Regions from separate parts of the Homo sapiens genome. Here region 1 is linked to region 2. Evidence: chromatin loops called from intact Hi-C (ENCODE). Cell type or tissue: endothelial cell of umbilical vein. All regions are shown on one strand. Each heading gives the region's core, and the rest is flanking DNA. Links, peaks and the distances in the headings are about the cores only. Region 1 overlaps GRM1 (glutamate metabotropic receptor 1). Region 2 overlaps GRM1 (glutamate metabotropic receptor 1).

Region 1 (11,853 bases), core at 2,393-10,392, 67 kb before region 2:
TTATAAATTACCCAGCCTCAGGTAGTGTCTTTATAGGAGTGTAAGAATGAACTAAAACAGAATATATTGGAAATTTTAGCTTCATCCAGTCTGCTTTTTAGCTAGTGATGGATAAGTCCTTGAAATCAAATGAAATATAAAATGCACAAATTCTAGTTCCAAGCACCTCACCCAATGAGAGCAAATTTAATAGTTCATGACATTCCCTTCAGATCACTCTTCTTTCCTCCTTTCATACAATCTTAGAATTTTAAAAATGGAGGAGACTTTAATGTCATCTAGACAAATTTCTATTGGATTCTTGAATTTCCTTTGATGGAGGCATGTACCATTTCTGGAGTATACCCTACCTCACAGCTGATACACTTACTGGCTATATCAAACTGAACACATTTCAGGCCAAACTCTTGACTTCTCCTTTCTTGATTTTCTCCATCTCTGTTAACATCACTGCTATCCACCTGTTGCTTGAGTCAGAAATAATCACTCTCACCCTTTCCCGTTAATTTTTCACATCTACTCCATCACCAAGTTATGCTGAGTGTAACTCCAAACAAAGCTGCACTTCTCCTTGTGTCTACTGTCTCAGAGTGACAAACACCGTAACCTGTAGTCTAGACTGATTTGCTAGCTTCCAACTAATTTATCTGGTTTTGCTTCCACACACTTTTCTTCTGTTTTCCTCACAGAGTATTTTTTATTTATTAACATGAATTAGATCTCTTCCTTTCTTCTCAACCTTTCATTAGATTCATATTGTGCTCAGGAAGAACTATAATCTTTGACCCTGAAAGCTATGCTATTCTTATCTCTTTGCATAGTATTTCTGCATGGTGACCTCCGTTGATTGCACTATATTCTATTTTCATTCATACTTCAGGTTGTTGTAAGAGTTGTGATACAGTACATGTAAATCACTTAGAATAGTGCCTAGCACATAGGTATATAGTTAGACATTTTTATTAGGTTTCTCCTGCTGTTTATTTATTTCATGTTCGCTCCTCTGCTAGAATTTGAGAACAGGAGCTGTGTCTATTTTGCTCAATAGTTCATAGCTTAATAGCTCTTAGTACGCCTGGAAAATTGGATATGCATATTTCATATTTTTAATACGTTGAATGAAATCTATATTTAATGAGTTCTAGCCTATAGGAAGTTATTTTTTTGCATGGAGTTGAAACTTAGCTTCTATCCAAATGTTGAGCTTCCCACACCTTTAGAACATTCAAACTAAGTTATACTGTCATTGTAATTAAAAACAGTGATATCTATATCTGTCCTGCTATCACAACTGAATCAACATTAAATTCATCAACATCTCTTTTAAAAATATTCAATTTAAAGTACTTTAAACACTAAAAATTTATAAATCCTAGTTATTTATAAAAGTCATTACTGACACCTAAATATGTAACTATTTTAAATTTCCTCCAAATTTCCAAAGCTGTCTATTCTAAGAAAACTCGATACATATAAAAATACAAAATGGAAAGGAGCTAAATGAGGAGGTACTTTTAAATTTATGAAATGATATTTTATTTTTAAAGAATTTCACATTTAAATAGCATGTGACTTTAAAAAACCTATCTACTTGCTTATTTTATCAGAAAGTTAATTGATTAGATTAGATTGGATTTAGATAGATTGCTAAAATGTCAGGATTATCTCTATAAACTAAATCAAGTACTTGTGTTTTATTAATACAGTAACTGCAAGTTCTTAAATGAATCACAGGAATCTTTGCAAGAATGAGTTATTTAGATTTTGCCATGTGTCAGTGGAAAAATACACTTTCAGTTAAATTACAAATGTGGCAACTGAAAGGGCTTCATGTTTAGATATAAGGAAATAAGTGAACAATTGGAAAGCGTAGTTGTTAACAAGTTTTTGCTGCAAGGAACTTGAAGATCCACTTTTAAAAACCTGGTTCAACTGACATTGATGACCTCCACAAGTTACAAAAGAACCACGGTGATAAAAAGTTCTGGAAGAATGTGCTGCTTCTGAAAAATGTCTTAAAACTGACAGCCTCTTGTATAGATTTTTATGAAATAGTAAACAACCTCAAGTGAAAATAATGTTAAATGGCAGGCATATTATCCCTCTAGGGGAAAATATAATGAAAATAAAATGTTTTAGAAGTGTATAAACATTAAGCAAGATGGCAAGATGAACAATGATTCTTTATTTTTGATTAGTGTGGACAGGCAATTCAATCATTTGACTCAGGGAGAAAAAAGAATACAGCTTCAAAGTTTTTGTGGCAGATTATTGCTCGAATAATCTGTAGAGTGCTGCTTCAGTTTTGATTATGAAGCTATTGGCCATTGGCCAAGAGGAGTTTCTTTGTAACGGAAAGAGGAGTTTTCTGTAATAAGTAGGGTTTAGAGACTCTTCCCATAATTTTGGCTTGGAGTTGTGATGAAATCAGTCTGGGGCAACCTTCCTGTCTTATTCTACTGATAACTTTTCACCTTATATAAGAGGTCAGGGTCCTAGATAAGTCCTTCTCTGGGACCTTTTACTTTCCTTTTTCGTATTGCATTTAATCATTTAAGCATGAAATTATTTCACCACATTTAGGAGGGTCTTAAGGTACAGATATAAAGTTTCATTTCTTAAACTAATTCAGCTTGTGTACTATTTATGGCTGTTTGTATTGGCTTCAGTTTTCTCACTCCTTCGTTTATCTCCTATACTTCCACCAAAGCTATCTCTAAAAGAGATTTTATGTTGGCCTTTTTCATCAAAATATTCAATCTCCAATGAATTTAGCATTCCCCAACAGGATGTGCCAGTCCCTTGAAAATATTGACCCAACTCATGTTTACAACATAAATTTAGCCTCTCAGCTTTACAATGGGTTGTTATAAGGGAAAGAAAGAGGGAAGGGAGTCAGAGAGGAAAGTGTGGTAATAGAAGAAGAGGTCAGAGTTTTACAGCTTCTGGTTTTGAAAAGGGAAAAGGGCCACAAGCCAAGGAATGCAGACAGCCAGTGGAATTTGGAAATGATGAGGGGGAGATTGCCTTCTAATGTTCTCAAAAGGAAGACAGTCTGTTGATATCTTTGTCTCAACCCAGTGAAATGCATTTTGGATTTCTGACCTCCAGAACTGTAAGATAATCAATCTGTGTTGTTTTAAGACATCAAGATTGCAGTAATTTGTTATAGCAGTAGTAGGAAACTAATATAGATTTGGCTGCCTGGAAGTGGGTTGCTGATGCAACACATACATAGAAATGTGAAATGATCTGGGTACTTGGTCAATGAGCAGAGGCTAGAAGAATTTTAAGGAACATGATAGAAATGGCTTAGATTGTCTTGAGCAGACCGTTAGTGAAAACATGGCTGTTAATGACCCTGTTAAGGAGTACTCTGGAGGGTGTGAGGAGCCTGGTGGAGAATACCCAAGTCATCATGAGCAGATAGTAGGTAGAAACAAGGATGTTATAGGCAATGCTGGAGAGGGTACAAATGGAAATGTGGACCATGCTACTGGAAAGTAGAGGAGAGAGGATCCTTATTTTACAGTGGCAGAGAGCTTAGCTAAACTGTGGAAAGCAAAACTAAGAACTTGGATATTTAGCTAAGGTGACTTCCAAGCAAAGTGTTCAAAATGCAACTTAGTTTCTTTTGGTTACTTATGCAGTCATGAACCATAGAACAATGGCTTTTGATTTTTGTTTTTTTGGTTTTGTTTTGGTTTTGAGATGAAGTTTTGCTCTTGTTGCCCAGACTGGAGCGCAAAGGTGCGATCTCGGCTCACTGCAACCTCCGCCTCCTGGGTTCAAGCGATTCTCCTGCCTCAGCCTCCTGAGTAGCTGGGATTACAGGTGTCAGCCACCATGCCCGGCTAATTTTTGTATTTTTAGTAGAGATGGGGTTTTGCCATATCGGCCAGGGTGGTCTCCAACTCCTGACCTCAAGTGATCTGCCTGCCTCGGCCACCCAAAGTGCTGGGATTACAGGTGTGAGCCATCGCGCGGGGCCAGAACATTTTAGTCAATAATGGACTATGTATACTACAGTGGTCCTGTAAGATTATAATAGAGGTGAAGAATTCCCATCACCTAGTGATGTCATAGTGGCCATAATGTCTTAGTACAATGCACTGCTCACATATTTGTGGTGATCCCAGTATAAACAAACCTACTGCACTGTCAATTGTATAAAAGTGTAACACTTATAATTGTGTACAGTGCCTAATACTTGATATTGATAATAAATGACTGTTTCTTGTTTATATATTTACTATGCTATATGAATGGTTATTTTGGAGTATCCTCCTTCTACATACTAAAAAAAAAGGTTAAGTGTAAAATCGCCTCAGGCAGGTCCTTCAGGAGTTATTCCAGAAGAAGGCTTTGTTATCATAGGAAATGACAGCTCCATGTGTGTTAATGCCTCTGAAGACCTTCCAGAGGGACAAAATTGGAGGTGTAAGATGGTGATATGGAAGATCTTGGTGCTGTGTAAACCTAGGCTCATGGGTTTGTTCGTTTTCATTTTTAACAAAAAAGATTAAAAAGTTTAAAAAGTGACGTAATTAGAAAAACGTCTATGGAATAAAGATATAAAAAATTTTTATATAGCTATACAATGTATTTGTGTTTCAAGCTAAGTGTTATTATGAAAGAGTCAGACAATTTTTAAAATTAAAAAGTAAATAAAGTCAAAAGTTACAGTAAACTAAGGTTAATTTATTATGGAAGAAAAAAGTACGTTTATGTAGCCTAAATGCCCAGTGTTTATAAAGTCTATGGTAGAGTAATGTACTAGGCCTTCACATTCACTCACCACTCACTCATTGTCTCACCCAGAGCAACCTCTAATCCCACAAGCTCCATTCATAGTAAGTGTCCTGTACAGGGGTACCATTTCTTAGCTTTTATACATTATTTGTACTTATATTTTCTATGTTTAGATGTCCTAGCGTTGTGTTACAATTGCCTACAGTATTCAATATAGTCACAGGCTGCACAGATTTATATGCTGGTAACAATAGGCCATGTATATACAGTGTAGGAATGTAGTAAACTGTACCATCTAGGTGAGTGTAAATAATGCATTCTATGATGTTCACACAATGACAAAATCACATAAGGATGTGTTTTTCAGGATGCATCCCCACTGCCAAGTGAAAAATGATTGTACCTGTAGCGAAGTGTGAAAGGAAGGAAATGAAAGAGATGTTAGGCAAAAATAATGGATTTGGGAAATGCTCAGCCTGTCCAGATTACAAATATGCTAAAATTAGGAGAATAACTGTCAGGAAAACATGATCTGTAGGGAAAGCCAAGGGTGTGGCTGGACAACCTTTTGTTACTGCATTAAAAAGATCAAAAGATAAGTGTATTCGGTCATACAAGGGGCTCTTTGAACAGATTAGTGCACTTTATGGGTCTCCTTAGCCATCTCCAGAGAAACCAAAAATAGAGATCAGATTATCTAGGAAAGATCCATGGACGCAACTCTTGTTTAATGGGAAACATTTTCTTGACGTACACAAGGTTCTTCAGAATTTCTTAACAACGTAAAAAACTGACAGCTCTGACTGAAAGGGACAGAGACTATGAAATGAAGCATAACTGTCAGACTCACAAAATTATACAGGCAGGAAATAGACTGATAAACTATTCAGTTGCAAACATGTGCTACCATTCATAAAAAAGGAAGCATGACTCAGAGAGCCAAGTCTCATGACCAGAGGGCAGAGCCTGTAACCATAGGGAATTATTCCCAGGCTTTGAAACCCAATATTGTCTGGCCATTTGGGTTTTGAAATTGCTTGCGATTGGTGACTCATTTTTTCTTTCAATTTTCTCTCTTTTTGAATGGGAATGTCTATATACTGGTACTCCATGCCTGTCCGACTATTGTATTTTGAGGAGCAGATAATTTGTTTTCTAATTTCACAGGCATAGATGGAGAGGAGTTTGGCCCCAGGATACATCATGTTTCACTCATACCTGCTTTACATGATTGAGGTGATGAGACCTGGGAATATTGAGTTGAAGAAATGTAAATGAGATTTTGGACTTTGAGTTGATGCTGTAATGGGTTGAGACTTTTGGGGATGTTGGGATACAGTGACTGTATTTTGAATGTGGGATTGATACAAATCTTTATGCAACAGAGGGCAGACTGTGGTAGGCACAATAATGACCCCCCAAAAATGTCTACATCATAATTTCCCGGACCTGTGACTATGTTATATTATGAAACAAGGGGGAACTAATATTGCAGATGGAGTTAAGGTTGCTAATCAAACGAATTTAAAATTGGCATTTGCCTTAAATTATTCCTTCTCTGATGTTAAAATTATGTTAGTTGGTTTCTTTTTGTTTACATTTCCCTGGTATGCTTTTGCATATCATGTTATTTTCAGCTTTTCAATCTGATAAGTTTTATTTTAGGTGGGTCTGTTGTATGCAACATAGTTTTGGTTCTTTGAAATCCAATTTAATATATTATTTTTATTATAATGTGTGAGTTAAGCCAATATTGCTTTTTTTGATAAATATATCTTTTTGACAGAAATATGTATATATTATTTTGAACAGATATATTATATATATATTTATTTTATACTTTGTAAAGCCTTCCTTGAGGTGTTTTATCTCTTTGCTTCTGTAGTGTGCATGTGTGTATGTAGATACACACATCTAGATCTTCTGATATTTAGGAAAATTTTTGTTATTATTCTAAGAAAGTCCCCCTTGTCTTCTCTTTCATTTGCTACCACAAATACTTCTTAAACGTAACCATGAGGAAGTGAAAGACTTTTTCACAGGAAACTACAAAAGATTGCTAAAAAAATTAAATAAGACACAAATAAATGGAAAGATATGCATGGATTGGAAAACTTAATATTCAATATTTGTGGATTAGAAGATTTAATATTACTAATATGATAAAACTATCTAAACAAATCTGTAAGTTTCAATTCAATCTTTATTAAATTCCAACAACTGTTTTTGGAAAAATGGAAACATGGATCCTCAAATCCATATGTAATTGCAAGAGGTCCCAAATAACCAAAACAATATTGAAACAGAAAAAGAAATTTTAATTACTCACATTTTAATACTTCAAAACTTACTACAAAGCCATAGTAATCAAAACAATGTGGTACCAGCATAAGGACAGATATTAACATATAGTCAGGTGCAATAGAATTGAGAATCCAGAAATAAACCCAAATTATTTTCAGTGAAGAAGCCAAGATCATTCCATGGGAAAAATAGTCTCAACAAATATTTCTGAGAGGACTGGATATCTGTATACAAAATGATAATGCTGGACCCTTCCCTCACACTATATACAAAAATTAATTCAGTATAACAATGACCTAAATATAAGAGGTGAAACCATAAAATTTTAAAAGTAACCATAGGAGTAAATCTTTATGACTTTGGAATTTAATTCTTAGCTATGACATCAAATGCATTACCAATGAAAGAAAAAATAGATTAATTGGACTTCAAAATTTAAAACTTTTATACATGAAAAGACATTATCAAGAAAGTGAAAAGACAACATACAGAGTGGAAGAAATATTTGCAAATTATATATCTGTTGAGGGCCTAGTATCAAGAATATATACATCTTACAACTTAACAAAATGCAATTAAAAATAGATGAAGGCCACAAATAGACATTTCTCAAAGAAAACATACAAGTGACCAACAAGCACAGGAAAGTAGTCACATCATTAGCCATTACAAAAATGGTAATCAAAATCACAATGAGATACTATTTCATATCCAGTAAGATGGCTAGAATTCAAAAAATGTAGATAACAATAATTAATGAATTTGTACAAAAATGAAACCCTTGTACATTGCTGGTGGGAATGTAGAATAGTGCAGCTGCCAAGGAAAACAGTTTGGTAGTTCCAAAAAAGCTAAACATAGAATTACCATATGACCCAGCATTTTCATTCCTGGATACATAACCAAAAGATTTGAAAACAGATAGTCAAAAAAATGCATGTATACATATGTTTATAGAAGCACTATTCATGATAGCCAAAAGATGGAAACAACCCAAAAGCTCATCAGCAGACCAATGGATAAACAAATCGTAGTATACTGATACGATGTAATACTATACATCCGTACAAAGGAATGAAGCACTGATATACACCACAAAATGGATAAATCTCTAAAACATCATGCTAAATAAAAGAAGCTGGATGCAAAAGTTCATGTATTGTGTGATTACATTTGCATATGAAATATCCAGAATAGGTAAATCTATAGAGATAAAAAAGTGACTTGATTGCCAGGGACTGGGGACAGGGAGAAATAGGAAGTAACTGCTTACTGGGTATGGGGTTGTATTTTGGGGTAATGAAAATATTTTAGAAATAGATAGAAGTGATGATTGAAAAACATTTTGTATGTTCTGAATGATACTGAATTTTTCACTTTAAAATGGTTGATGTTATGTAAATTTCACCTTAAGTTTTAAAAATAATTGAATAATTTTTAAAAAAACAATGGAGAGGAGATGCTTGATGCAGGTGAATTGTAAACATCAGCCTGAGCTGATGTCTCTACAGGACTGACTTTTGCTAGTCCTCTAATAAAGCCAACCAGGTATAAATGCAAAAAACAAAAAAATTATTGGATTACTTGATTAATTAAATATGATTGTAATATAGTCTCTTTTTATACCTTCCTTAATTTGACTTTATATATTTTTTACAACAATATCGTGAGTGATATTGGCATATATTTTCAGAAATCTTTCAGTCTTTGACTGGTTTTAGTATTGTTATAATATCCTTAATCGGAAAGTTATAATATCCTCAGTTGGAGAATATTCATTTTTTAAATCTCTGGTTGAGTTTATATAAGATAACAATTATCTGTTCTATGAACACTTGTTAAACCATCTGGTAAATCTAGTATTATTTTAGTGAGTACATTTTAAACTACTGATTTCATTGTTAAATATACTATTGTTCAGATATTATATTTCTTCTTCAGTCTTACTAATTAAGCTTTTCTAAGAAAATGGTTAGGATTAAATTTTATTGGCTTGGAGTTAAAATTTATTGGCATCAACTTTTTCATAGTATTTTAAATAATTTTAAAAAAAATTTATCCTGTATCTGAAGTTACATTATATTTTAATTTTATGCTAAATATTGTTTTTTTGTGCCTTCTCTCTTTTTCATCCATGACAATAATCTCAGAGGATTGAATATTTCATTAATGTTTTCTAAGAACCAAGTTTTAGGTTGGTTGATCATTTTTATTACATCTTTCCCCCAATTTTATTATTTTTTGCTTTATTTTATGTTTATTCTGTGTTCTTTTCTATTTTCTTAAGTTGAAAATAAGCTCATTTATTTTCAGCTTTTCTCTTTTTTAAAAAATATAAGCATTTCTGGGAATAAATTTCCTCCTAAGAACTCTTTAAGCTACTTCCTATGAATTTCAATATCTGGTATTTTTCTTTACATTCAAATAATATGTTTTAAGTTTCATTTATGACTTCTTTAACTTCAATTTCCTTAGAAGTTTAAAGTTTTTAGTTTCCAAGTAGTTGGAGGTAGATGTGTTGGTTTTTTTAAAAAAAGATTCTAATTTAATTTATGATGCTCAGAGATGTGGGCTATATATTAATTTTTAAAATATGTTGAGACTTACATTATTAACTAGATTAATTTTTAAATTTCCATGTATGCCATCGAAACACATTCTCCTCTGTTAAGAAGGAGACCTTATACATGTTCATTAGACCAAGCATCAAGCATGTTAATTGTGTGAAAATATTCTAAATCTCTAACAAATTTTGCCAGCTTCTTCTATTAATAACAGAGTAGTAAGTTAGATTACAAAGAGAGAGATTCACATAGAGGCGAGAGATTTCTTTTTATCAATTTACTTTCTATCTTGCTATGTTACTTACTGTACAAATTTCAAATTATTTTATCTTCAGAGACACTGACTTTCTTTATTCCTAATAAAGATTTATGCCTGAAAATAAGTTGTATCTTACATTACTATAACAACCTCTACTGTGTGTTAGTTAATATTTGTTTGGTTAATCTCCTACTATCTTTTACTTTTAATTATTCAGTACATTCATATTTTAGAAAAACGTGTTACAAAAAAGATATCGATGTTTTTCTTTTTAATTTAATAGAAAGTCTGTTTTTTTTTAACCTGTGAATTTACATATAATCACTGATATATGTGGAATTAGTGTCATCAGCTTATCTTGCGCTTGCTGTTTGTCTTACCTTTCCAGTGCTCTCCCCTACTTTCCTGCCTTCTGTTGGAGAGTTTAGATATTTGATTGATTGTTTAGAATTGGATTAGTTGGATATTTTAATCAGTATTTAATTTTGTTTTGGCCATTTTTCTGAGAATAGTATCATCTATCCATTTATTTATTTATTTTTCTTTGAGATGGAGTCTCACCCTGTCACCCAGGCTGGAATGTGCAATGGTATGATCTTGGCTCACTGCAACCTCTGCCTCCTGGGTTCAAGTGATTTTCCTGCCTCAGCCTCCCAAGCAGCTGGGATCACAGGTGCCCACCCCCATGCCCGGCTAATTTTTTTTTTTTTGTAGTTTTTAGTAGAGACGGGGTTTCATCATGTTGGCCAGGCTGGTCTCGAACTCCTGACCTCAGGTGATCTGCACACCTCAGCCTCCCAAAGTGCTGGGATTAAAGGCATGAGCCACCACACCAGCCTATCCATTTCTTTTAACTATTCCATATCACTATGTTTTTGGAATTTCTCAAAGCGTAATGCTAGGTTTTGTATCTAGTTTTAGAATAATTGTCTTTTAAAAGTAAAGTTTAACTCATTTGTGAATCTGATGTCAGTTTAGTGCTCTAGTCTGTGTATGTATATGTATATTATTGAGAGATTATCTTAGTGGGCATATTTTCTTTTTTAAAAAACTTTAGGTTCGAGGGTCATGGGCAGGTTTGTTACATAGGTAAAATCATGTCAAGGGAGTTTGTTGTACAGATTATTTCCTCACTGAGGTACTAAGCCTAGTACCCAATTGTTATTTTTTTCTGCTCCTCTCCCATCCTTCACCCTCAAGGGGGCCCCAGAGTCTGTTGTTCCCTTCTTTGTGTTCATGTGTTATAATTTAGCTCTCACTTATAAGTGAGAACATCCGGTATTTGGTTTTCTGTTCCTGCATTAGTTTGCTAAGGATAATGGCCTCCAGCTCCATCCATTTTCCCGTAAAAGACATGACTTCATTCTGTTTTATGGCTGCATAGTATTCCGTGGTGTATACACATTTTCTTTATCCAATCTGTTATAGATGGGCACTTAGATTGATTCTGTGTCTTTGCTATTGTGAATAGTGCTGCAGTGAACATTTACTTGCATGTGTCTTTATGGTAGAATGATTTATATTCCTCTAGATATATACCCAGTAATGGGATTGCTGGGTTGAATTGTAGTTCTGTTTTTAGCTCCTTTTACTTTTAATTGACAAATACTAATCCTTTATATTTATGGAGTACAATGTGATGTTGTGATACATGCATACATTCTGGAATGATTAAATCAGACTACTTGACATATCCGTCACTACACATACTTATCACTACTTGGTGGTGAGAACATTTAAAATCTATTCTTTTAGCAATTTAAAAATACACAATACGTTATTATTAACTATAGTCACCACACTATGATACACTGCTAGAACTTATTCTCCCTGTTGAACTGAATTTTGTACCCTTTAACTAACATATCCCCTTTCCCCATCTACCCTGCCTCCCAGAATGGTAATTCAGAATTCCATTGATTTTAAAAGTGTCTTTAAATTTTGACTTCCGATGGCATTTCATTTGGATCCTAG
Region 2 (11,853 bases), core at 2,144-10,143:
GGAATCACCAAAAGAAAATACCATGGTTTAGATAATGCATAAATTGAATTCCTGTAAACTGTAGATTGTCATAAAGGAATCAAAAAATGTTTTTCCAGTACCATGATATAGGAAGATATTTAATATAAGTTCCTGTGAACAAAGAGGGAGTAAGAGTTATTTCCATTACTCCTTCAGGATTTCTTTACAATATTCAAAAGTCCTTTATTTTCGCCTCTGTGGAGTTTGTTTTATATCTCATAAAACCATTATCGAATAGAGAGAATAAAACTGAATAAATCATTTGCAGGTGGAATCTGCTAGAGCTAGCCACAAGTACAAAGCTTGCACAGGTGGGCGTGGCTTCTGCCAGTGTCATTGCTCATTCCCTTCCTCTGAGAACCCCCAAAAGCATTTGAGAATTAAACCTGGGAGCCTAGTCTTTATCATTGTGACCTTGGTAGTGATCTATTTTTATTGTTACAGGCAATGAAAGCTTAGAAGAAAACTATGTCCAGGACAGTAAGATGGGGTTTGTCATCAATGCCATCTATGCCATGGCACATGGGCTGCAGAACATGCACCATGCCCTCTGCCCTGGCCACGTGGGCCTCTGCGATGCCATGAAGCCCATCGACGGCAGCAAGCTGCTGGACTTCCTCATCAAGTCCTCATTCATTGGAGTATCTGGAGAGGAGGTGTGGTTTGATGAGAAAGGAGACGCTCCTGGAAGGTAATCTTTTCAGTAATCAATCTAAGTAACCTTGTGAGCCTTCCTGTGCCAGACAGATGGCAACTGTGGCTTCATCTGGTTCCATGGTTTCTGGGTGCCATGAGGATAGATACAACTAGGTAGCAAAAAGTCCAGGGATAATATCAGATGAAATTACCAAAGACCACACCACTTTTTAAGACATTAAAATACTTCTTTTTCAACACCCAATACCCAGTATTCTACCAGTGCCATCCCCTAACTCACCTATCACTTGACCCTTTTTCCAGAATGCTTGGGACCTTCCTGCAAGCCCAGGAACCTAAAGAAATTACACTTGGCCAGCAGAAACCTCTCAGACCTTGCCAGCACCAGGCCAGCATCTTTCTGATTGATTGACTATATACCATTCTGGTTATGAAATATTTTGAATATTACACCTGGTTAAAGAGCTCAGTATGCAAAGAGAACTAAGTCCTGCATATGTGTCCCTTCTCCTCAGGCTAACCTATGTTTGTGCTAACATATGTCTTGGAGCAAGAAAGGAAACAACTTTCTTTTTGGGATTGAGCCCCTATGGCTTATTAATCAAACAAAAAGCAGATGAAAAGTAAACCAAGGTATATACATAAAATCCTCTCCAAGCCGTTTTACATACAGTCTGCTCTGCAATACTTGTTTTGATACTACCAGTTAGCTCAAGCATAATTGGTACATAGGAAATTTTGTTAGTATCAAGAATAGTTGTGTTCATTCATAAACAGTTTCTTAGGAAAGGCATAATCAGAATGGCAGAAGAATTAACACCTTCAGGAAGAAGGAAAAAGGCCCTCAGCTTGGCTACCACTCAGCAAGCCCAGGGTCTTATAGGCCCTGTCACCTGTCAGTCTACGATGTCCCAGACTTAGAGCTTTTTAGAAAAGCATATGCTGTGTTCAAGTGGAACATCAAATCATTTAATCTTCATTGCTGTAGGTGGATCATTGTCTTTCTTTTACAGATAATAAAACTGGGTATCAGAGAAACTAAGGAACTCACCTAATGTCCACAGATTGCAAGCGGTGGAGGCAAGTGCTCTCACTCTGAGGCTTCTAATCTTTTACAACATCACACTGCCTTTTAGCAGATCCTAAAATTAGGCAACGTGGCTGGCAATCTTCTTTTCGGTTTTTGAGAAAGAGTCTCACTCTGTTGCCCAGGCTGGAGTGCAGTAGCACAATCTCGGCTCACTGCAATTTCTGTCCCCCAGATTCAAGTGATTCCCCTGTCTCAGCTTCCCAAGTAGCTGGGACTACAGGTGTGCACCACCACACCTGGTTACTTTTTTTGTATTTTTAGTAGAGATGGGGTTTCACCGTGTTGGCCAGGCTCATCTTGAACTTCTGACCTCAAGTGATCCACCCACCTTGGCCTCCCAAAGTGCTGGGATTACAGGCGTGAGCCACTTTGCCCGGCCTGGCAACCTTCTTAATGTCATTTCAGAAGTACTGTAAGGGACTGTTTGACCCTAAGTAAGTCTCCATGTATCTGTTTGTGTCAGCTTGAAGTCCTGCACTTAGGGAGTACCTTGTGAGAGCTAAGTGGATTCTCCCTGTTAAAATCTGACAGCTCTAGGAAGGATAAACGATATCAGTCATTGTCAGCAATTAAAATGATCAATTTATCAGATTTCTTCCAAGCTGCTAGTTAGATGGGAGCAGGTTTTGACTGGAATGCGAGTGAGGTAGATGGAATGATTCAGGAACTGGGCATGTGAAAAGCTTCGAGGAAATGGTACTAGGAGCAACAAGTGAGTCTGAGGTTCAGAACATTGACTACCTGCCTCTGTAAACCCTCTTTCATCCTGTGTCCCACTGGACCCTAGGCTCAATAAGGGTCAGAATTAGAATGTAAACCTTCCTTCATGATTCCCAAAGATAACATACAATGTGCCTAGCACAAGGCCAGATGCATTTTTGACACTTCATGTATTCAAGTTTACTCCTCTTCTCTCTCTACAAGTTATCTAAAATGTCGGTGCATAATTTTAGCTTGTTTCTTCTCCATCTTTAATTAAATATTCAAATGTTACTTAAGCTTTCCCCTGGGTCTTTTCTTAGGGATCATATCCTTCTGCTTGCAATTGGTTGGCATAATCCGTTTTCAATTTCTGTTTCAAAAATCTCCCTGTACTTCCTCCTCCTGTCATACCATCGTTCATGCTTTTGGTCCCTCTTGTAATTATTTCAGTTAATCATCACACAATGTAAACTGAATGCATTGAGAGGATGTTGTAAATATGTAATTTATAGCATAAAAATTCCAAAATAAAAACCAACATGCCTGGAAGGAACCCTGGGGTCAAAGGAAAAGGGCAGTGTTCAGTAATACACACAGTATGAGGAAGGCTTCTTAAAATGAAGTCAGTATTTTTCCCTGGATATTTTTCCATAGTTTTTTTCCCAGCTTTTGGGACTTTTTAAAAAAATGTGTTTTATACCAAAATATTGTGAATTTTTTTTGTTTCTAAATGCTAATGAAGTGTGAACTGATTTCTCTTATGAAAAAGCAAATGAGGAAGCTAAAATAAAAGTCTTTGGAAACTGATTTAAAGGAAAAAGACATTCTAGAGCCAGCATTGCAGCAAAGCCTTCTTTGTATGTGAGAAGCTGTATTAATGTAATCTGAAATAAAACACAAAAATTCCTGGAAATGAAAATGGAAATTACTCACATCAAGCACTCACAACAGCACAACAGGTTCTATAGCTCTAATGAATCTAAAATGGAAAGATATCAGAGGTGTAGATTAGTGTCATTGATCAACAGGATGAGTGTGAGCCAGCAGCCCACAGTTAATTCTCACTTGGATATCACTCAGAAAGATACTCTGAATAACTTTCTGGTATGTCTAGCAACTGGGGGCTAATAACTCTTTATCAGTCAAAAGTCAACACAGCAAAGAGATGAATAATGTGCTCTGGGTGTACCATTCTCTCTTCTCATTCTAAGTGCATTTTGTTTACCTGGCAAAGGAGAGCTTTCTTTACTTTCCCAGAATACCTTTTCTTTTAGGGGACAACTATTTGTAGAAATTGCAAGAATCTGGATGTGGAGAAGCCATTAGCTACCCTGTGGGTGACAGAATGCATTTGCACATTAAGAACAAGCAGAAAACCCAATCAACTGACATTCCTTGTCTAGATTGAAAAACAAACAAACAAACAAAAAAACTAGGCCAGATACAGCCAATAGATTTCAGATGCCAACTTAGTTTGATTGGCTGTAGCCTCCTGGAGTGTTAGGCTGAGAGGGATTGTGAACATGAGTCAGTTTAGAGAGAAAGAATTGCAGGAAGGATTAAGCAGGGGCGTGTGAGAGGGGCGAGGGATGAAGAGAGCTGATGAAGAAGAGTATGTGTTGATTAATTGCCATTTCCTTCAGTCAAGCACAAAGAGCAAGAGGCCGTGACTCATCTTCTAGTCCAGGAGGACGAGCACTTTGCATAGGTACTGCAGAATAGAATCCCACTTTGCAGAACTAGTAAGGAGCAACCAAGCATGCAGCTTTGGGAAACTGCAGCATTAATTATAGAGTGAATAGCAACATGGAAAGGAGATGTAAGAATGCCAGAGTTCCCATGACTGAGATATAAATGGTTATGCCAGTACAAAGTTGTTCTCCAGTATTCGTATAGTAATGAAAATAACCAGAGTATTTTAGGGCATTAATAGTAATAGAAATATGAATGAAATCATGCTATTGACTTATAGATTGTCTTCCTTCATTTGGGATGCTGTAGCAAAATATCATAAACTGTATGGTTCATAAATAACAGAAATGTCTTGCGCACAGTCCTGGAGGCTGGAAAGTCCAAGAACAAGGCACCAACAGATTTGGTGTCTAGGGAGGACCTGCTTTCTGGTTCACAAATGGCACCTTTTAATTTTGTCCTTGTGTGGTGGAAGGGGGCTAGAAAGCTTTTTAAGGCTGCTTTTACTAATCTCATTCATGAGAACTTTGTCCTCATGGCCTAATCACCTCCTGAAGGCCCTTCCTCCTAATACCATCACCTTGGGGGTTAGGATTTTCAGCATATGAATGGAAGGGGGTGAACATAAGCATTTCGACCATAGGACATATGCATTTGTCCTGAATATAAAGCAGTTTTTTACATGTCTATCTTAATAAATCCCCACAAGAACCACGTGAGGCTTAAAGAGTTTAGTGGCATTCCTAAGTAGTATAATCTACTGTTAAAATGTTAGAAAAGAGACCAGCTTGTACATTCTGATGTTAGATCTTGCGTTCTTTAGATTGCATTGTAGAATGTCCTATACCATATACATATATGGTGTGTGGTGTATAACATGATGTTTTGATATACTGTATGTATATAGTAATGATTACTATAGTGAAGAGTTCTAAGTGCAGGTTTTGCCATTGTGTAGTGTTCCGGCATTTCAAATTACTGAAATAACTGATACCAGCTATTTGGTTTCAAAAATATTTATCCTAATCAGGGAAGAGATTAGTTTAAATGTCAGTGCACAAGACATTAAATCCTCAACATCCTTAGTAATTAAAGATGCCTTTCTCAGATTTCTTGCTCTATTAGCACCTTAAAAACGTTCCAGACTTGGTAAAACTCATCCCTTTTAATACAGTGTAATGAAAATGACAACTTAATGTGAAAAAGAAATTTGGATTAATCAAATAAAAAATTAATGTTCTTATTGATACTTATTCAAAGAATAACTTAATAAACCATAATTGGAAGGACATGATCAACTTAGCAAACATAGCATTATTTTTTGGAGGATAAGCAGAGAGAAAAGTACAAGAGTAATTTAATTTTTAGTGAATATGGATGATACACAGAGATTGAAGAATGGAATATACACATTTGGGATAATCAGAGGAAACATAAGAAATAAGCTAAAATATTGGCAGTAGCTGATTTAAGATGATTCTAGCTTTCTCTTGTTTCTATTATTATCTACTTACCAACTTTCTTTGTTTTCTACATTATGTCTATATTCTATAAGACATGCACATTGTGCTCTTTGTAGGTATGATATCATGAATCTGCAGTACACTGAAGCTAATCGCTATGACTATGTGCACGTTGGAACCTGGCATGAAGGAGTGCTGAACATTGATGATTACAAAATCCAGATGAACAAGAGTGGAGTGGTGCGGTCTGTGTGCAGTGAGCCTTGCTTAAAGGGCCAGATTAAGGTAAGCCACAAATGCATTCTTGCATGGTATCTGTGAGGAGGTTGGCTGCCTGGACATTAGTAAAGAACAACACAGACAATTTTAAAAACATAACTGTCTAGAAAGGGTGTGCCAGGCTTACAGTTTTGGCTCTTGAGTTTAGGTAAAACTGAAAAGACAAAGATTAGGAAACAGAGTGAGTAAACTCTTAGAATATTTGCATAGTCTTTACTTGAATCACAATGATGGACTGGAATCTTTAACACAATCTTGGCAGGAAACGGATGAGTAATCAAATTTTAAAAATCAAAAACAGAAGTAAATGTGAAAACCAAAGTCAATAATAGTGCTTAGTCATAGTTCTAGCTATTGTTAAAGAAAGCAGAAGCTGAACAATGCTAAATAAGCAAACAACCAAAATACCAGAAGTTGAAATAGGGTAACACAGACTGCTTATCATTTTCCGTTTCTCTACCTAGTCCTTTGATTCTTTTGAAACTGGCATTTTTTTCTACAAAAGACAGCGTCCCCACTTTCTAACTATTTTCAGGAGCTATTTGGAGGGTGGGTGGGGCAAGTGAGTAACTATGACATCAGTATATATAGAAAATGACAACAAACAAGCATCAAATCCTCGGCGGGGTGTGCTAAAGAGGCTTCTTGATGAAGAAAGCATGGAGGCAACACTCTCTGTATCCCAGGCTATTTAAAACCAAACTGGGGGATGCGCTAGGAAATGGAGCATAGGGGAGGGATTGTGAATGGCAGGGTATGGATTAGATGACCTAATAGATCTTTCCCATCCCTAATTTTCTGTGATTCATCTTGAGGCACAGACAGGCTGTCACGTAAATGTCTCACAGCACAGCTGGAGCTGGGGTAGATCAGGCGTGAGGCTCTGGCTCCTGCCATGCTGACATGCCGCTGTACCATTCTTTGCTTGGGAGCTGCAAAAACACCCATGGAGGAGAGATGCTCTGATAAGTTCACTGAAGGGTCCCCAGGGCAAGAATCCAGTCATATAATGCTAAGTTTAGACAGAGGCTGGACATGCTTTATCTCAACTGACTAAAGAAAATGCAGGATCTGCAACCTGTACCAGCTTTTGGCAGCTGAGAAGAGCTATCCTGGTGGACTCAAATTCTCAGTCACTCCAGCCACTTGGACAAAGAAAGAAACTTCTGAGATGAGTCATCCTAGTTTTAGGTATCTTGTGCCTTCTCTGCAGAAGTTATATTAAAAATATTTGATAGTTGTTATGACAACCAGTCCATCAGCATAGACTCCATTCTCATGCTGTGACACAGTACTGGAGGCCTCATGCCATGGCTATGGTAAATCTTTGAGTTGGTGGATCATGGGAAGGTTTGGCCAATGTGTTCTACATGGCTGGGGTCATGTGGGGGATTCAGGAGACATGGAGACACTGCTAGCTTCCAAGCAGTGCAGAAGTATTTCAGTAGTCTAAGAATGTGTAAAAGTAGTATGTATGGGCTGATTCCTGACTAGGTGGAATACTTCCACATGAGGCTGCTGATGATATAAGGTATGTTCTCTGAAATCCACAGGCCCCACATTTCTCCTTGCCTGTTATCATGAGATGCCAGACCAAGGCATTCTGGTTGCATCATCTTTTCTGAATAGTGGGAAAAAACAGGATTATCTGTGGACTGAAGTCATAAGGTGGGGAGAGGACAGAAGCCCTGAGCACATGCACTTCTGCCACCCAAAGGATGTCACATGTTGGCTCAGGCTGCCTCTCCAGTGTGGGTGTAGCATTGAGTCTATTGTGCAGACAATTACTGGGAAACAGTTTTTGGAACTGCAAAGTTCAGTTTTGCAGGTTATATATGGAAAAAATAAAACCTGGCAGGAGAAAACAAATTGTTGCAAGGATTTGCTGTCCTCAAGCTCCCTTTCACAATTCCTTACTGTTACTCTGACTGCCAGGTGACCATGAATGGCTGCTCACATACCACGTGTGCTCCCCTTTACACCTTCCAGAGGAGAGGCCTTTGTTCTCCCCAGTTCAGGGGCAAGGCTGTCCGCATTTGTCCCTGCACCTAGACACTGAAGTGTTTCTGCCATCATGTTTGTGCTATGCCCATGCGTGTTATCGAAGGAGATCCCAGAAGTTGTTGCTGAGCCATTACAGAGCATTCACTATAAATGCAAAGCTCCTGGGGGCCAATTTTAGAAAATTGTATACCCTGCAGAAGGAAAATATGCATGCTCTCAATACCAACCTGGAATGGAGGTGAGGGGGGATGTTTGTTTTGTTTCTCATAAGCACCTTGGGAGGTATGGAAACAAATGAAATTTGAGTCGTATTTACCAAATAATATTATGCACATTCTAACATCACTAATTTGCCACCTACCAGGCCCAGGATGCATACAGCCAGATCAGTAGCCACTGTCAAGATATAAGAGAAACAGGCAGCTTGCAAGGTGATTGTAGGACATACACTTGTATTAACTGGGAAATACAGCCTTTAGGAAAGGGTTATTTTAAATATCAAATCCATTTAAACTGCTAAAATAATAATTTGATGTCTTTTCTGATAACCCACAGAACTTTCTTAAGATCATTTCCTTTGAAGTAGTCAAAAATCCAGTTTTCTTATGTTATTGATTTTTAGAATTATAAATATATCTTATAAATATAATATCTCATGGAAGAAGAGAAAAATTTTTGTCATACCACAAACACAGGTGAATAAAATAATACTTTTTATTGTTGTGTGTAACCTTAGGGTCCACTCAGGAAAAAAAGAGCCCATGTCAGATGGTTTACTAGGGGAAATTTAATAGAAGAAAATGGTCACAAAAGTAAAATGGGGTACTGAGGCAACTCAAAGGTGACCAACAGCAGCATCTACTCCCACTCCAGAGCTACAGGGACCAAAGGAAACCTCACAGCTACTACCTCTGAGCTATCCCTGAAGTGGGAGAGTGAGGGCACCCTGGTTTTTCTCTTCTGCCTCCCATTAGTTGCTCCTATTTTACCAAACCCATCCAGAAGACAGCTGGCAAGAGATCCTGGAAAATGTAGTTCACAAGTATCTTAGCTCAGGTTCCCTTGAACTTTACCAACTATGCAAGGATTAATTGCTAATACATTAATGGAAGATTCAATCCTAGAGAAACAAGAATAAGGGGGAAAGGGAAGTGAGGTATGGAAGGATGGGGAAAAGCAAAACAAACAAAACAAGGTGACATGTTATTGAGCAGGAGATTGCTTCACTGAGCATAACTAATCACGTGGCCTCAAGAGGTCACTGGATAGGCTACTTGGACTATTGGAGGAAGGATGGGAGAGGAATGAAAGTGTTCACTTCATCCTATGTTCTGCTTCGTGTGGCCAAAGTTTATGCTCACAGGAAGTTACAGGCAGCTACTGAGGAAGCCAGAGCCCAGGACTTGTAACACAACACTTCTTCAGATTCTGAAAGCAATGTGAGGAGTGAGAGCCTAGGTGGGTCTCCTATGGTCTGACCTGGGTCCTGCTATGGTGAGTCCAACAGGGGCAGTTCTGGAGCCCAGAGCCTACTCAAAGGGAGAGAGAGACAGCAAGAGATGACAGAAGATGAACGAGCAGTGACTGAGACTGCAGTAGCAGTCATAACAGCAATGTCTAGAACTCTCCGAGTGCTGATAGCCAAGGGCCCAAGACACAAGTACAGCCAAAGAGAGTCTGGGGCAACAGATAAAATCTGAACAGTGTTATGCAAGCAAACATCAGGGGCCTTGTGTGTGTGCTGGTCTCACATACAGAACCCACTGCTGTTTTCCTTGCTGTAGTGAAGGACAGGAAAGGGGTAGAAAGGGGAGGAAAGGTAAAGGAAAAGAAAATGCTGGAAAGGAGAAGGGAAGTAATGGAGATCAGGGACTAACATTGGTCAAGTATGTTCATAAGCAAGTACAATAGATGATTTACAGACATCATTTCAATTACTCCTTAAAAGGACCCTTTTAAAGCAGGTATTATCATCCCCCCATTTTATAGACGAGGGAATCTGAGACCCAGAGGGATTGAGTCACTTGCCCCTAAGCTCTCTCAGCTAGAAAGTGCCAAAGCTGGGCTTGGAGCCAGCTCAAAGCTGTTATCATCCCACGGACACATGTTGTTCAACTATCTTTCATTATATGAACTGGCACATTTCCTTCAAATGCATATTTCAATTTCTAAGCCTTTATTTTTTCAATAGCTCACAATAAAATCATAAGTAATAATCCACTTTTAAAATGCCGAGGGAACAGAATCCAGAATTCAGCAAGCAATATTTGTGAAGGAGGCTGGAAGAGTTTAATAGAGACTGAGACATTGACAGAGAAGTGAGGGAAAGGATACTGAAGATTGATTTCACTGGCCTCCTGTTCTTTCTTCCCCTCTCTCCTCTCTCTGCTCTCTTCTCCTGCTTTCTTTTTCGTCTTAAGTTTGTATTTGAATTCTTTTCTCCAAGACGTTGGTTTTGGGTTGGGAGGTTGCAGTAAGAGAATAGAGGTAACCTTACCTCTTCTTATCATCACCCAGCCAATCATGACAGAATTCTGGAGATATTAGGTGAATGTGGCACACATCATAAATGTTTCTCCTCATTTACACATGCCCTATTGCTGTAAAGTGGCACCTTATTTATATAGAACAAAGTCCACTTACACATATCTTACACACTGTAGACTTTAGAATTAACTGTTTTCATTTATGAAATAAGACATTCCGGCCGGGTGCGGTGGCTCACGCCTGTAATCCCAGCACTTGGGGAGGCTGAGACAGGCAGATCACGAGGTCAGGAGATCGAGACAATCCTGGCTAACATGGTGAAACCCCATCTCTACTAAAAATACAAAAAGTTAGCCAGGTGTGGTGGCAGGCGCCTGTAATCACAGCTACTCAGGAGGCTGAGGCAGGAGAATGGCATGAACCTGGGAGGCAGAGCTTGCAGTGAGCCGAGATAGCGCCTAGGTGACAGAGCGAGACTCCATCTCAAAAAAAAAAAAAAAAAAAAAAGACATTTCATCTGATTTTTTGGAATTATCTACTAGAGACATAAAATTTTCATCTTAAAAGGCATTAGAAATGTGGCCCTAAGAAAAGAAGACTGCTTAATTTAAACCTCTAGCGTGCTCCTTGCTCAATTTTAGCTTCTTATATGACTGATTTTTTCATGGGTGAGCAAAGAGGCCAAAGAGCAGATTCATTGAGAATCAAAGCAAAGGGAACATGATCATTCTCATTACGACCTAAGATACGCTTAAAAATGGATGGAACTAAGAGAGTCCACTAAGAAACCATTTATATTTGGCTGGAATTGGAACGTTAAATGTGCCCAGGTTTGTGCTGCAAGCATTATTAAATAATGCTGCTACAGGAGTTCGTATCTGGCTTTTCCTGTTAGTAGATATAGCTACTTGAGACAAATTGCCAGTGGAGAAAACTTATAATTTCTAATAATATCCTTCTTTAAAAAAATTAAATTGCTCATATTAATTTTCAGATCGACACCTTTCACCATAGGCCATTGATTAAAATGTAGCCAAGTTATGTTCGGTCATGTCTCTTCAAGCCTCTGCAGAGATTGGAGTTAGGGTCTCAGATTCCAGAGCATTTGTCATCAGCAACCTAAGATCCTTCCTTAGCTCCCTTATTTTAATATCATTTCCCTCTTCCTCTGTACATTTTCCTGCTATTCAAAGAGCTCTCTATATTTACAGTTGCTTAGTTAACCTAGCTTCTGCATTACTGGGTAAAAGATGCTGTTTATCTGGAAGCTTGGATACCCATTCTTGACCACAATAGTCAAGCAATTAGTACAACCCTACCTTTCCTGATAATAAGAAAAGGAATGTGATAAGGTGAAAGTTGATCTCTAGAACGTAATATAAAATCTATGTGTATGTGTCTATGTATGTGTATGTATGTATACATATGTGTGGGTATATTATTAATATATTTCTACTA

What was found. Hi-C counts contacts between places; a loop is a spot of excess contacts. Peaks named below come from ENCODE experiments on the same cell type or tissue, not always from the same donor. Only the 100,000 strongest peaks of a DNase experiment are listed, where the experiment ranks them.
Region 1: a loop joins it to region 2, with 4 times the contacts of the local background. A loop is called at or near these places in 2 of 110 quality-filtered maps.

The regions. Positions count from the first base shown.
Region 1 is chr6:146,284,815-146,296,667 of GRCh38, forward strand. The region is part of intron 2 of GRM1 (glutamate metabotropic receptor 1); the gene reads left to right. Among named protein-coding and RNA genes, the nearest start is that of RAB32, 250 kb to the right of the region's middle. In endothelial cell of umbilical vein, for the core only: no CTCF peak of the experiment used is centred there; a DNase peak (open chromatin) is centred at 5,727; H3K27ac peaks cover 1,395 bases.
Region 2 is chr6:146,351,785-146,363,637 of GRCh38, forward strand. GRM1 (glutamate metabotropic receptor 1) reads left to right here. Exons shown (of 8, transcript NM_001278064.2): 4 at 466-712; 5 at 5,742-5,910. Among named protein-coding and RNA genes, the nearest start is that of RAB32, 190 kb to the right of the region's middle. RefSeq lists an enhancer at 5,900-7,099. In endothelial cell of umbilical vein, for the core only: no CTCF peak of the experiment used is centred there; DNase peaks (open chromatin) are centred at 6,297, 7,097 and 9,987; H3K27ac peaks cover 3,395 bases.